Linked DNA regions of Homo sapiens: region 2 is linked to region 1. A link is an interaction called in ENCODE POLR2A ChIA-PET data of the cell type or tissue named here. Cell type or tissue: OCI-LY7. All regions are shown on one strand.

The links. ChIA-PET counts read pairs that join two places held together with the same protein. Peaks named below come from ENCODE experiments on the same cell type or tissue, not always from the same donor. Only the 100,000 strongest peaks of a DNase experiment are listed, where the experiment ranks them.
Region 2: POLR2A ChIA-PET joins it to region 1 with 6 read pairs; 3 of 35 experiments call an interaction of 5 or more read pairs at or near these places.

Annotation. Positions count from the first base shown.
Region 1 is chr11:18,222,768-18,230,767 of GRCh38, forward strand. No RefSeq gene overlaps it. Among named protein-coding and RNA genes, the nearest start is that of SAA4, 10 kb to the right of the region's middle. RefSeq lists a silencer at 6,614-6,663. In OCI-LY7, no CTCF peak of the experiment used is centred here; DNase peaks (open chromatin) are centred at 3,314, 4,484 and 6,934; H3K4me3 peaks cover 3,745 bases; H3K27ac peaks cover 7,126 bases.
Region 2 is chr11:18,419,999-18,427,998 of GRCh38, forward strand. All of the region lies in intron 3 of LDHC (lactate dehydrogenase C), which reads left to right. Among named protein-coding and RNA genes, the nearest start is that of LDHC, 12 kb to the left of the region's middle. In OCI-LY7, no CTCF peak of the experiment used is centred here; no DNase peak of the experiment used is centred here.

The DNA.
Region 1 (8,000 bases):
TATGGAGCATATTTCATTGCAATCTTTATTAATTTGTATGCATTATGTGTACCTATGTGTTTGCATATGTATTGCTGTGTGGTGTGTGTATGTGTGTGTGGTGTGGGGGGGGTGTGCGTCTTGTGTGTGGAGAGTGTGTGTGTGTGGTATATGTGGTGTATGTGTGTGGTGTGTATATGTGTGGTGTGTGTGTGGTGTGTGTGTGTGAGGGGGTGTTGGGGGTGTGTGGTGTGTGTATGTGCTGTGTGTATGGAGTATATGGGGTGTGTGGGGGGTGTGTGTGTGTGAGTGGTGTATGTGTGTGGTATGTGTGTGTGGTCTGTGTATGTGTGTGTGTGGTGTGTGTGTCTGTGTGGTGTATGTATGTGGTGTGTGTGTGGTGTATTTGTGTATTGTGTGTGTGTGTTGTATATGTGTTGTGTTTGTGTACAGAATTGGCTTCAGCAACCAACCACTTCCTCATTCTCATCGCACCCTCTAGTCCATAGAAGGAGAGAGAAAGAGAGAGAGAAAGAAAAAGAGAGAGGGTTATAAACTCTAAACTATATTATAAATAAAATATTTGTTATTTGTCCTTGTCTGAACACTGGAATCCCAATCAGGACAGGAACAGTGTAGTTGGGTTTTTCACTATGGATATTCAGTACCTGCGAAGGTGCCCGTGACATAGGTCGGTTGAACGAGTCTTAGCTGAGTGGACATGTTCACTGATGGAAACTTGAAAAATACAAAATAAGTATAAGGATAAAAATAAAAAGCAATACTAATTTCATCAGCCAAGGCTGGGGGAGGGGTAAGGAGAACCACTGTAGAATCTTCATACTTGGTCTCTAATCTATTTTCTAAGTGTTTATAGATATATGAATACATAAACACCAAGTGATACAATATCTACCATTTTATAGTCCACGTTTTCATTTGGCAATTTAACATAAGCATGTTTTCATGTCATGCCCTTAGCTACCACAGAGTCAATGACAAAGCTGAAATTCAAATCTGGTCTGATAGGATTAAGTGTTGGGATTATTAACCAAATGCTATATAGCTGCAACCTAAACTTGGCAGCAGTATAGCATATATACAAATACATGTACAACATAATGTAATTCAATTACATCAACTAGCTTGATAATAACTCTTCCAGTGAAACATCAGCTGCATGAGAGCACTAGTCTTCTCTGCCTTATTCCCTACTGTATTCCCAGGGTCTAGAAGAGTTCCTGCCAATACTAGGAGTTCATTAAATACATGTTAAATAAATAAATAAATAAATGGATGAGTGAATTTCGCAAGCATCTTTACCAGAAAGGTAAATAGATTGAGGACTTTGTGTTAAAGAGAAGCATGGTACTATTTGGACAGTACTAAGTCCAACCCTAAACAGGAGTAAACAAAGATCACAGTGCATTGCACACTTGCCACAGGTCAGATCATGCAGGAACAAGGCCCATAGAGCCCAGCCTAGAGTTACTGTAAATTCCCTCAGCCATTTCACCAAAGGTACAAGTAGGTCATCGGCTAGAGTTTTTGCAAATATGTTTTAAACAATGTGGTTTGAAATAAAGCATACTGTTCTCTGAGAATGGACCTGGATTTTTTCCCATAATTAGAGATTGTAAAAAGTGAACCTAGTAAGTTAGAGGATTGCAAGATGGCTGCTTTTGACCCAAGTTTGGAAAACAAGCTGTTGAGTAATATTTTTTTTCCCTCTGACCACAGCTGAGACCAAAGAAGCTCCAAGTACCCCACATTGTAGAGAGAACATCCAAGAAGTAGAGCCAGATCTCATAAGCCCCCAAGGCTTATGAAGAGGTAGCAGTGTAGGCCTTCAGCAACCAACCACCTCCTCATCCCCATTGCACCCTCCAGTCCATATAAGGAGAAGACTGAGGAAAGGAATGGGGGAGAGAGCACGGTTGTCAGTCCGTGGGGAGTACAGTGTTTGTGGAGACTGGTGATTTCTTCATATAGATTTGGGATTCAGAGAGGAAAAGAAGAACACTGTGTAGAAGCTCTTTAGTTTAATTAGATCCCACCTGTCAATTTTTGTTTTTGTTGCAATTGTCTTTGGGGACTCTGCCAAAAATTCTTTGCCAAGGCCAATGTCAAGAAGGGTATTTCCTGGGTTTTCTTCTAGGAATTTTATTGTATGAGTCTTATATTTAAATCTTTACTTCTTTACTCCATCTTTTTTTTTTTTTTTTTTTTTTTTGAGACAGAGTCTCACTCCATCGCCCAGGCTGGAGTGCAGTAGCTTGATCTCGGCTTACTGCAACTTCTGCCTCCCAGGTACAAGCAATTCTTCTGCCTCAGCCTCTTGAGTGGCTGGGACTACAGGCATGCACCACCACACCCAGTTACCTTTTTGTATTTTCAGTAGAAACGGGTTTGGCCATGTTGCCCAGGCTGAACTCCTGAGCTCAAGAAATCTGCCCACCTTCTAAAGTGCTAGGATTACAGGCATGAACCACCACGCCTGACCTCTTTAATTCATCTTGTTAATTTTTGTATATGGTGAAAAGTAAGGGGCTAGTTTCAATCTTCTGCATATGGCTAGCCAGTTATTCCAGCACCATTTATTGAATAGGAAGTCTTTTCCCCATTGCTTGTTTTTGTCAGCCTTGTTGACGATCACATGGTTATAGGTGTGCAGCTTTATTTTTGAGTTTTCTAATCTGCTCCTTTGGTTTATGTGTTTGTTTTTGTACCAGTACCATGCTGTTTTGGTTACTGCAGCCTTATAGTATAGTTTGAAGTTGGGTAATGTGATGCCTCCAGCTTTTGTTCTTTTTGCCTAGGATTGTTTTGACTATTTTGGCTCTTTTTTTTTCTTCCATATGAATTTTAGAATAGCTTTTTCTAATTCTGCAAAGAATAACATTGGTAGTTTGAGAGGAATGCCATTGAATCTGTACATTGCTTTGGGCAGTATGGCCATATTAACAATATTGATTCTTCTAATCCATGAACATGGAATGTTTTTCCATTTATTTGTGTCGTCTCTCATTTCTTTCAGTAGTGTTTTGCAGTTCTCCTTGCAGAGACTGTTCACCTCCTTGGTTAGCTATATTCCCAGGTATTTCATTTTCTTTGAAACTATCAACAAAGTAAACAGACAATATACAGAATGGGAGAAAATATTCACGAACTATGCATCCAACAAAGATCTAATATCCAGAACCTATAAATAACTTAAACAAATCAACAAGCAAAAAACAAACAGGCAAAGGACATGAACAGATACTTCTCAAAAAAAGACATACAAGTGACCAACGAACATACCAAAAAAATGCTCCACATCACTAATCATCAGAGAAATGCAAATGAAAACCACAATGAGATACCATCTCACAGCAGCCAGAGGCAATTATTAAAAAGTCAGGCTAGGCGTGATGGCTCATGCCTATAATCCCAGCACTTTGAGAAGCCAAGGCTGGCAGATCACTTGAGCCCAGGAGTTCAAAACCAGCCTGGGCAACATAGCAAAATCCCATCTCTGGGAAAAAAAAATACAAAAAAGTAGCAAAGTGCAGTTGCATATGCTTATAGTCCCAGCTACTCAGGAGGCTGAGGTGGGAGGATCACCTGAGCCTGGGAGTTTGAGGCTGCAGTGAGCTGTGATTGCACCACTGCACTTCAGCTTGGATGACAGAGTGAGACCCTGTCTCAGTAAAAGTAAACAAATACATAAAATAAAATTAAAAAAAAGTCAAAAAGCAACAGATGCTGATGAGGCTGCAGAGAAAAGGGGACATTTATACACTGTTGGTGGGGAGGTAAATTAGTTCAGCCACTGTGGAAAGCAGTTTGGAGATTTCTCAAAGAACTCAAAACAGAGCTGCCATTAGACCGAGCAATCCCATTGCTAAGTGTATACCCAAAGGAAAATAGATCATTATGCCAAAAAGATATACATACTCATATGTTCATTGCCACACTATTCACAATAGTAAAGACATGGAATCAACCTAGGTGCCCATGAGTGGTGGGCTGGATAAAGAAAATGTGGTACATACATGCTATGGAATACTACACAGCCATAAAAAATAATGAAATTATGTCCTTTGTAGCAACATGGATGCAGCTGGAAGCCATAATCCTAAGTGAATTAACACAAGAACTGAAAACCAAATACCACATGTCCTCATGTATATGTGGGAGCTAAACATTGAGCACACATGGACATAAGCATGGGAACAATAGATACTGCAGACTACTAGGAGGTGGAGGGAGGGGAGAGTGGGTTGAAAAACTACCTTTTGGGTACCATGCTTACTACCTGGGTTCAATATATGTAGACCAACCTGTACATGTACCCACTGTCTCTAAAATAAAAGTTGAATTTTTAAAACATTAAAAATGAATAAATACAAAGAAAAGAAAAATGCCTTCCCAGCTGGGTGCATACTGAGCTGCAAAAACTGCCAGCTCATTCTGGTGCCCCCATCAAAGCAGAGGGGAGTGTGGTGAGTTCCTGAGAGAGCTCACCATGTGTGAACATTCTGGTGCCTGCTTCTCATCTGGGGATTTCTGAAGGATGGAGTAGCCCAGGCCAGCAGAGCTTGAAGAGGTATTGGTGGAATATGCCTAAAAAGAAGATGGGGTGACTTCTTACCCAACTCTGATCTCTGCACCCCTGGGCAGGAAGAGAAGAGATCCTCAGCCATTCTGGTGGGTCTATTGAGAAAACCACTGAGGTTAGGGAAAAAGCAGTGGCTGGGCCAGGTAAGGTAAACCTTACCCAGAGAGGGGGCTTGGAACAAGGACCACTTTCAGGACCAGTCGTAGATACAGCTGTTCTTCTCTGGGCAGTTCCACCCCCATATCTGAGGGAGCTGGATTTCACATCAGGAAGAACCCTGACCACCATCTCAGTAGAGACCTCCACATCAGTAGAGAATATATATCAGCATCAGTTAGAAGCACATCAAACCAGGGTGAGGCCAAAATGATTACCCCCTCCTTTACATCTCTCCCCTTTCCCAATCCTGAGGCTGAGAAGTGTGATAGAAAGACATCTCAGAACTAGACTATCCCCACCCTTCTCTAAGGTGCTGGTGCCAGAGGAGCAGGGAAAGAGTCTCTAACCGTCACCCCTCCCAGCACTCCCACTACAATCTAGCCAACAATAGCGGAGCAGGATGCTTTAAAACAGACATGATATTGGAGCTTGAAACGGGACTGCAGTGACCTTTAATAATCTAAATAATCGGCCAGCCGCGGTGGCTCACGCCTGTAATCCCAGCACTTTGGGAGGCCGAGGCAGTGGATCACGAGGTCAGGAGACTGAGACCATCCTGGCCCACATGGTGAAACCCCGTCTTTACTAAAAGTACAAAAATTAGCTGGGCGTGGTGGCAGGCGCCTGTAGTCCCAGCTACTTAGGAGGCTGAGGCACAAGAATCGCTAGAACCCAGGAGGCGGAGGTTGCAGTGAGCCGAGATTGTGCCACTGCACTCAAGCCTGGCAACAGGGCGAGACTTCATCTCAAAAAAAATAAAATAAATAAAATAAAATAAAATAAAATAAAATGGGGAGACTAGTTAGATGGCTACCGCAGTACCCCAGATGAGAAATGATGTAGCCAGGAGCATGAGGGTGTAAATGAGAGGAAGTCAATGGATTAGAGATGAACTTTGGAAGTTCACATCCAGCGGATTGAATGTGGGGGTAAAGTGAAGGGAAGCATCAACACATTCCCCTAACTGGTGTGAGGAACAGAGAGAATGGCCATGTCATTAACTGAAATGGAGAAACCTGGAGTGTGAAGAGTTCTGACGGGAAAACCCGAGTTCATTTTGGGACACGTTAAGTTTGAGATATCTGGAAGCCAGCTATGTAGATATGTCAAGTAGCCAGTTGGATGTACAAGCATGGAGCTCAGAAATGAGTTTTGCAGGGGGAGATATAATTTTAAAAGCCATCCACATATAAGTACTATTTAGACTTGTGAAAGAGAGCATAGAGAAATAAAGAATGGGGGCCCAGAGCCAAGTCTGAAGAACACAGAGTTTGGGGAGATAAAAAAAGTCCCAGCTAAGGAAATAAAGGAGAATTGAGGTAGAGGGTAATATTATGCTACTTAGAGCTGATGAAGGAAAGAGTAGTATTATGAAGCCAAGAGACCAAATATATCAGGAAGGAAGGGGAAGGCAACTGCGTTGAATGTTGCTCACAGAGCTACTGATATGAGAAAAGAGAGATGTTCATTGTTTTTGGCAGCATGGAGGTCAGTGGTGACAAAGGTATTTTGCTGAAGTTGTGGGGACAGAAACCAGGCTGGAGTGGGTTAACATATGATCAGAAGTGAAGAATCAGAAGGTGTGTAGATGGGCAATACTTTCAACAAGTTTGACTTATTAAGAGGAAGAAGACAATGTGCAAGAGTGAAGAGTAATGTGGGTTGAAGTGTAGGTTTTCAATGGGATAATCTAATTCAGAAAGCAACTACTGAGTGCCTGGACCCTGCTAGGCATTAAGCATGCAGTGATGAACAAGATATGGTGCCTGTTCTCAAACAAGTCAGACATTTCCCCAAGCATAAGGGCTCACCTGGCCATTTAAACCAAGTGCTGGAGATCCACGAAGAAGAAAGGGGTCTCCACTGCTGAACCTCTTGGCCTTGTTCAGTGTATCACAGGTTCTGAAGTCAGACAAACCAGCCTGCAGTCCTGGCTCTGCACCTGTTACATATGTGACCTTGGAGAAGGTCCTAAACACAAACCTCTCTAAACCTCAGTTTATCCAGCTGAGAACATCAAAGCCTTCTCTGCAGCTTAAATCAGATAAAGTATTTAAACTGTAGGGCACAGTCTTGCAATTGCAATTAAAAATGGCAGCTATTCTAATTACTATTTGCTGACTTCCCATACCCCAGCAAAATTTGGATTGCCACCAGTGTGTGCTTCTGTTGAGGCTCTTACTAAACTGTGTTGTCTATCTACATATCTCACTTCCCCTTTAGGACAGGAAGTAGAATTTTATTTGAACTAAAAGCCAACGAAATGCCGGCCAGGTGCAGTGGTTCAGGCCTACATTTTCAGACCCTTGGCCAGTTGAGCCCATGAGTTAGCCCAGCCCGGCCAACATGGTGAACCCCCTTTTTTATTAAAAACCCAAAAATTAGCCAGGTGTGGTGGCCCATGCCTGTAATCCCAGCTGCTCGGAAGGGTGAGGTGAAAAAATCCCCTGAACCCGGGAGGCGGAGGTTGAGTAACCCGAGATCACCCCATTGCACTCCAGCTTGTTTGACAAAGGGAGATTTTGTCAAAAAAAAAAAAAAAAAAAAAAAAAAAAAAGAGAATAAAGATAAGGAAAACCAACAGGAGAGTCATTCCTTAGGTAAAATGAGCGGGACAAATTAAAAATTGAGTCAGGGGAGGCACGGGTGTTGATAAGAGATAAATCAGAGTCGGCCAGGCAGAGGGGCTCAGGCCTGTAATCCCAGCACTTTGGGAGGCCAAGGCAGCAGATCATTTGAGGCCAGGAGTTTGACACCAGCCTGGCCAACATGGCGAAACCCCATCTCTACTAAAAACACAAAAATTAGCCGGGCATGGTGGTGCGCACCTGTGGTCCCAGCTACTCCAGAGGCTGAGGTGTGATAATTGCTTGAACCCAGGAGGCAGAGTTTGCAGTGAGCTGAGATCGTGCCACTGCACTCCAGCTTGGGCAACAGAGAAAGACTCTGTCTCAAAAAAAAAAAAAAAAAAAGAAAGAAAGAAAGAAACCAGAGTCCAAGATAGCAGTTTCTAGGATAGAACTCCTAGGATTAGGCTTCTCTAAGCAATGTACCTTGTTTTTATTGAGACAGGGTCTCACTCTGTCATACAAGCTGGAGTACAATGGAGTGATCATAGCTTACTACAGCCTTGACCTCCTGGGCTCAAGCAGTACTCTAGCCTCAGCCTCCCAAGTAGCTGGGAATACAGGCACATGCCATCATGTCTGGCTAATTTTTTTGGTTTTTAGTAAAGATGAGGTTTCACTATGTTGCCTAG
Region 2 (8,000 bases), 200 kb after region 1:
AGAGAATCACTTGAACCAGGAGGCAGAGGTTGCAGTGAACTGAGATGGCACCACTCCACACTCCAGCCTGGGCGACAAAGTGAGACTCCGTCTTAGAACAACAACAACAACAACAACAACCTCTATGGATACAATGATAGATTAGACACATTTGAAGAGAGAAGTGGCAAATCTAAGGCAATTACCCAGAAGACAAGAAGTAGAAAATATAACAGGTTAAGAGTCATGGAGGATAGAATAATCACATTTGAAGAGATTATGATTCAGCATTTTTGAAGACCACTGAAAAATATCAACCCACAGATTTAAGAAGCCAAATAATCTCAAGAAGAATAAATATAATATCCCTACCTGGACATATTCTTGTGAAATTAGAGAACACTAAAGGCAAAAAGAAGTTCTTAAAAATTGTCAGAGAGAACATAAATTACCTACAGAAAAGGGAGAGGGTGACAATAGCAGCAGTGAAACCAGAAGACAATGGAATATTTTTAATGTGCTGAGGGAGGAGTAAGTGTCAATCTGGAATCTACCCAGCAAAAACATCTTTCAAGAACAAGGACAAAGCTGGGCCTGGTAGCAGGCTGAGGCAGAAGGATCACTTTGAGACCAGCCTGGGCAGCATAGTGAAATCTTGTCTCTTAAAAAAAAAAAAAAAAAAAAAAAAGGAGAGTGAATGAAGGTGTTTTCAGAAACAGACTGAGACAATTACTGTCAGGCCCTCCCTAAAGGAAACACAAAAGTATATATATCAGGCAAAAGAAAAGTGATCTCACATACAAGATCTGTGATGCAAGACAAAAAATGAAGGACAGAGAAAATGGTAAATATGAAGGCAAATCTAAATAAATATCAATTGTATAAAACTGTAGTCTTGGGGGATTAAAAAATTTTTGAATATAGCATATAAATATACGGGCGAGGGGTGATAGTGATGAATGAAGTAGTGTTCTAAGTTTCCTGTGTCATTAGGGAAGCAGGAAGTGTGGTGATTAACTTTGAACTTTGATAAGTTAAAAATGCACGTTGTAATTTCTTTTTCTTTTTCAAATTTTTATATTTTATTTTTATTTTGAGACAAAGTCTCACACTGTCACCCAGGCTGGGTGCAGTGGTGTGATCTCAGCTCTCTGCACCCTCCACCTCCCAGGTTCAAGTGATTCTCCTGCCTCAGCCTCTCGAGTAGCTGAAATTACAGGCACACACCACTGAGCCTGGCTAATTTTTTGTATTTTTAGAAGACATGGGGTTTCACCATGTTGGCCAGGCTGGTCTCTAACTCCTGACCTCAGGTGGTCTGCCCGCTTCGGCTTCCCAAAGTGCTGGGATTACAGGAGTGAGCCACCATGGCTGGCCTCAAATTTTTAAATAATTTTTAAAGAGGTGAGGTGTAGGTCGGATGTGGTGGCTCACGCCAGTAATCCTAGAACTTTGGGAGGCTAGACAGGCAGATCACTTGAGGTCAGGAGTTTGAGACCAGCGTGGCCAACCTGGTGAAACCCCATCTCTACTAAAAATACAAAAATTAGTTGGGCGTGCTGATGCATGCCTATAATCCCAGCTACTCAGGAACCTGAGGCAGGAGAATCGCTTTAACCTGGGAGACGGAGGTGGCAGTGAGCAGAGATCATGCCATTACACTCCAGCCTGGGTGACAAGAGCAAAACTCCATCTCAAAACAAACAAAAAACACAGAGATGGGATCTCGCTATGTTGCCCAGGCTGGTCTCAAACTCCTGGGCCCAAATGATCCTCCTGCCTCACTCAGCTGGGATTACAGATGACATGATCTAACTTCTGTGACAGCTAACAAAAGAACAGAAACCTTTAAATTCTTAAAGGTGTCTGGGCATGGTGGCTCATGCCTGTAGTCTCAGCACTTTGGGAGGCCAACGCGGGCGAATCATTTGAGGTCAGGAGTTCAAGACTAGCCTGGCCAACATGGTGAAACCCTGTCTCTACTAAAACTACAAAAATTAGCTGCATGTGGTGGTGCACACCTGTAGTCCCAGCTACTCAGGAGGCTGAGGCAGGAGAATCACTTCAACCCGGCAGGTGGAGGTTGCAGTGAGCCAAGATCACTGCCACTATACTCCAGCCTAAGCGATGGAGCAAGACTGATACAAAAAAACAAAAAAATTAGTAAAGAGAAAGAAGTAATATTAGATAAACATACCTAATGAATTAAAAAGAAGATAGAAATATAAGAATAGGACAGCATATAAAACTAAAAGTTTAGCAAGGATGACAGACAAAGTTAGTAATCAGAAATCAAGGCCGGGCACGATGGCCCATGCCTGTAATCCCAGCACTCTGGGAGGCTGAGGTGGTGGATCACTTAAGGCCAGGAGTTTGAGATCAGCCTGGGCAACATGGTGAGACCCCTGTCTCTACTAAAAATACAAAAATTAGCCAGGCGTAATGGTGCACACCTGTAATCCAGCTACTTGGTACGCTGAGGTAGGAGAATCACTTGAACCCGGAGGTGGAAGTTGCAGTGAGCCGAGATTGTGGCAGTGCACTCCAGCCTGGGCAACAGAGCAAGACTCCATCTCAAAAAAAAAAAAAAATCCATTGTATTTCTGCATGCCAAAACCAGGCAAAAGAAATCTAAAGCTATTATTTACAATATCATAAAAATAGGAAATACCTGGCATAAGAGCTTTTGTGCAGAAAACATACCACCTCATTAGAAGATGTTAAATGTCAGGCTGGGTGTGGTGCCTGTAATCCTAGCACTTTGGGAAGCCGAGGCGGGAGTATCGCTTGAGTGGAGGAGTTTAAGACCAGCCTGGGAAACACGGTGAAACCATGTCTTTACCAAAAATACAAAAATTAGCTGGGCGTGTTGATGGGTGCCTGAGTCCCAGCTACTCAAGAGGCTGAGGTGGAAGGATGGCTTGAGCCTGGGAGGTAGAAGTCACAGTGAGCTGAGGTTGCGCCATTGCACTCCAGCCTGGGTGACATGTCTCAAAAAAACCAAAACCAAAAAAAAGAAAACAACAAAAAACTCAAAGAATATATTATCTAAATAAATGAGGGGAGGCTGGGCGCAGTAGCTCATGCCTGTAATCCCAGCACTTTGCGAGGCCGAGTCAAGTGGATCCCTTGAGGTCAGGAGTTCGAGACCAGCCTGGCCAACATGGTGAAACCCTGTCTCTGCTAAAAATACAAAAAATTAGCCAGGCGTGATGGCACACACCTGTAGTCCCAGCTACTCAAGAGTAAAATAAATAAATGAAGTGATATTCCTTGTTCATAGAAGTCTCAATATTGTAAGCTATCCATTCTTCCCATATTGATTATATGCAATCCTAGTCAAAACCCCGCAGGTTTTGTTATTATTGGACATTCCAAGCTAATTCAAGACTTATTATAAAGCACTAATTATGTGCAGAGACTTAATTAGGAGACAATATAAAAGATTGTTATATAACACTGATGATTTTCTAGATAAATAGGAAATTTATGGACCTTTAGAATTGTTCTTATGGCAGTAGTTATCATTATGGAAAAAATAAATTGATACCACACACACACCCTACCTGATACCACACACAAAAATCAAAGCCAGGTTGGTTGAAGACTAAAATGTGAAAAGCAAAACTTCAAAATTTCCTTTAGAAGATAACGTAGAATATCCTTATGACCTGAAGGTAGGGACTGATTTAAACACAAAGACACAAAAAGCATAATCAATAAAGAATACAAAGTTAAGAGTGTTCACAAAAATATAATATAAAAGAGCAAAGAGACAAGCCATAAACTGAGAGAAGATATTTGCAGTGTTAACATCTAACAAAGGAATAGTGTTCAGAATAAAAATACTTGTATTAATATAATACCTAAAAAAAATGCACAGCTCAATAGAAAAATGAGAAAAGCCTTCAATAATTTACAAAAGAAGACACTCAAGTGGCTTATAAATAGGGGGAGAAAACTCAATAACCAAGCACAGGAAAATAAAAACCATATCAATATACCATTACACACCCACTAGATTGGTAGAAGTGTGATAGTAAGTGTTTGTGAGGATGTGGAACAATAAGTGCTCTCACACACAGCATATAGGAGTGTAGTAAAACCAGTTAAAAAAACAAGTTTGGCCGGGTGCGGTGGCTCACGCCTGTAATCCAGCACTTTGGGAGGCTGAGGTGGGCGGATCACGAGGTCAGGAGTTTGAGACCAGCCTGACCAACATGGTGAAACCCTGTCTCTACTAAAAATACAAAAATTAGCCGGGCATGGTGGTGCGCGCCTGTAATCCCAGCTACTCAGGAGTCTGAGGCAGGGGAATCGCTTGAACCCAGGAGGTGGAGGTTGCAGTGAGCCTAGATCGCGCCACTGCACTCCAGCCTGGGCCATGGAATGAAACTCTGTCTCAAAAAAAAACAAAAAAACCCCACGAGTTTGTCATTACCTGGTGAAGTTGAACATGAACATATCCCACAACCTGGAAATTACACTTCTAAATATAGTCCCAAGAAAACTTTTGCACATGCGCACTAGGATACATGTACAAGAACGTATTGTAGTAGCCCCAAACTGTAAACAAGTCAATGAATCCCAGTACTAAATTGTAAAATTATGCAGTGTAATATTGCACAGCAGTGAAAATGAAGAAACTACAGGAACACACATTAACATGGATAAATATCAGATACATAATATTTAGTTAAGGGAATACATGCCTTATGATTCAAAAACAGATAAAATGTACTATGTAATGCTGGGCATGGTGGCTGACGCCTGTAATCCTAGCACTTTGGGAGGCCGAGGTGGGCGGATCACTTGAGGTCAGGAGTTCCAGACCAGCCTGGCCACCATGGCGAAACCCTGTCTCTACTAAAAATACAAAAATTAGCTGGGTGTGGTGGCACGTGCCTGTAATTCCAGCTACTCGGGAGGCTGAGGCAGGAGAATCGCTTGAACCTGGGAGGCGGAAGTTGCAGTCAGCTGAGATCGTGCCACTGTACTCCAGCCTGGGTGATAGAGCCATCTCAAAACAAAACAAAACAAATAAAAAAACAATTAATATGTAATTTAAACATGCATAGGTAGTAAAGCTTTTTTAAAAGTAATGTGATTTTTTGCCAGCCACAAGAGTGGTTGATAGACATAATCTGTTAGAGGCATGCAGGGGCTTCCAAGGTGTTGACAATGTTCTATAAATTTGGGGATTTTTTTTTTTGTTTTGAAAAAGGGTCTTGCTTTGTTGCCCAGGCTAGAGTTCAGGGGTGTGATCATAGCTCACCACAACCTCAAACTCTTGAATTCCTGGGTTCAAGCAGTCCTCCCACCTCAGCCTCCAGAGGACAAATGTGAACTAGATGTTTATTGTGCAGTTTTGGCAGAGTTAATATTTTTAATTTTTTTCATTAAAAAATTATTATATTTTAGAGACTAGGTCTTGCCCTGTTAACCCAGGCTGGAGTGCAGTGGCACGATCTCAGCTCACTGCAATCTCTGCCTCCCAGGTTCAAGTGATTGTCGTGCCTCAGCCTCCCCAGTAGCTGGGATTACAGGTGTGAGCCACTGTGCTTGGCCTTTTGTGTGGTTTTAACAGAGTTGTTTAATGTTTTATAAATTGAGTGTATATTTCTTATATGTTATTGTATATGAAATATTTCACAATAGAACATTTTAAAAATACATTTTGTGCCAGGCGTGGTGGCTCACGCCTGTAATCCCAGTACTTTGGGAGGCTGAGGTGGGTGGATCACAAGGTCAGGAGATCAAGACCATCCTGGCTAACGCGGTGAAACCCCTTCTCTACTAAAAATAAAAAAAAATTAGCCAGGCGTGTTGGCAGGCGCCTGTAGTCCCAGCTACTCAGGAGGGCTGAGGCAGGAGAATGGCATGAACCCAGGAGGCGGAGCTTGCAGTGAGCCGAGATCGCGCCACTGCACTCCAGCCTGGGCAACAGAGCGAGACTCTGTCTCAGAAAAAAAAAGAAAAAAGAAAAAAGAAAATACATATTGTGAGGTCTAATGGGGAAGAGCAATGATGGAACATCGTTGATTAGCCACAATTTTTTTTTTTTTTTACTTTTTAGTTTAGAGATGGCTGTTCATGGGCACAATCACAGTGCACTGCAGCCTCTAACTCCTGGGTTCAAGTGACCCTCTTGATTCAGCTTCCTAAGTAGCTGGGACTACTATGCCCAGCTCCACAGATATTTTAAATTATCTCATATGTACAGTGAGTCCAGGTGCATGGAACATAGAGGCTGCTAAGATATTTATGGACCAGGTGTGGTGGCTCACGCCTGTAATCCCAGCACTTTGGGAGCCCGAGGCAGGTGGATCACCTGAGGTCAGGAGTTCAAGACCAACCTGGCCAACATGGCAAAAGCCCGTTTCTACTAAAGATACAAAAATTAGCTGGGCATGGTGGCGGGTCCCTGTAATCCCAGATACTTGGGAGGCTGAAGCAGGAGAATCACTTGAACCAGGGAGGCATAGGTTGCAGTGAGCCAAGATCACGCCACTCCACTCCAGCCTGGGCAACAGAGCAAGACTCCGTCTCAAAAAAAAAAAAAAAAAAGATATTTGTGGAAAGAAGGGAGTAATGTGAAATCAGTGAAATCAGAACCTATTATTAATATTATGGTGCTTATGATTAAGTTAGGGGTTTAAATAAGACATAACCATGAGAAGATAACATATGCTCTTATAAGGACTTTTTCATAATTATAGGCAGTAAGTGCTATAAAAAAATTCTGTGAAGAAAGTGGTATTTATGAATGATATGATAAATAATGAATGATATGATGGCTTTATGTCTTATTTTTATGTCAGATTTTCCAGGTGCCCTGATCCTGTTAATGCCATCATTTCCTTACCTGTTGTTTATTTTTCTTTCAAAATACAACCACATATCATTTATGAATGATATGATAAATACTTGGGGATATCTAGCAGAGGAATTGGTATTCGAAGAAGTACTTGACTAATATAATAATAATGTTAATTGCTAACATTTATTGAACATTTAATACACCCTGTTGAGTACTTAATGTATATTAACTCACTGAGTTATCTTCTTAAGAACCATATTTTTTAAAAGGCTATTAGCGGCTGGGCGTGGTAGCTGATGCCTATAATCCCAGCACTGTGGGAGGCTGAGGCGGGTAGATCATGAGGTCAGGAGTACAAGACCAGCCTGGTCAAGATGGTGAAACCCCGTCTCTACTAAAAATACAAAAATTAGCCGGGCATGGTGGTGGGCTCCTGTAATCCCAGCTACTTGGGAGGCTGAGGCGAGGTATTGCTTGAACCTGGGAGGCGGAGGTTGCAGTGAGCTGAGATTGCACCACTGCACTCCAGCTTGGGCGACAGAGCAAGATTGTGCCTCAAAAAAACAAACAAACAAAAACAAAATAACAACAAAAAAACGCTATTAGCTTGATCTTGTAGATGAGGAAGTGAGAGTTAGAGGGGTAGGCAAAGTAATTGTCCATGGTTACACAGCTAGTAAGTGGCAAAGTTGGGAATACTGGCAGTTAGACCTCAGAGCTTTTGCTCCAGACCACTGTAGTTTATGGTCTCTTTGTGGTTATATTTACAAAGAAAAATAAATAACAGGTAAGGAAATGATGGCATTAACAGGATCAGGGCACCTGGAAAATCTGACATAAAAATAAGACATAAAGCTAGTAAAGATGATTTGGAGCCAGATTTTTTTTTTTTTTTTTTGAGATGGAGTCTCGCTCTGTCACTCAGGCCGGAATGCAGTGGCACAGTCTCGGCTCACTGCAACCTCCACCTCCTAGGTTCAAGTGATTTTCCTGCTTTACCCTCCTGAGTAACTGGGATTACAGCACGTGCCATCATGCCCAGCTAATTTTTGTATTTTTAGTAGAGATGGGGTTTCACCATGTTGGCTAGGCTGGTCTTGAACTCCTGACCTCAAGTGTTCCACCCATCTCTACCTCCTAAAGTGCTGGGATTACAGGTGTGAGCCACTGTGCCTGGCCAGAAATGTCATCTAATTCCTAA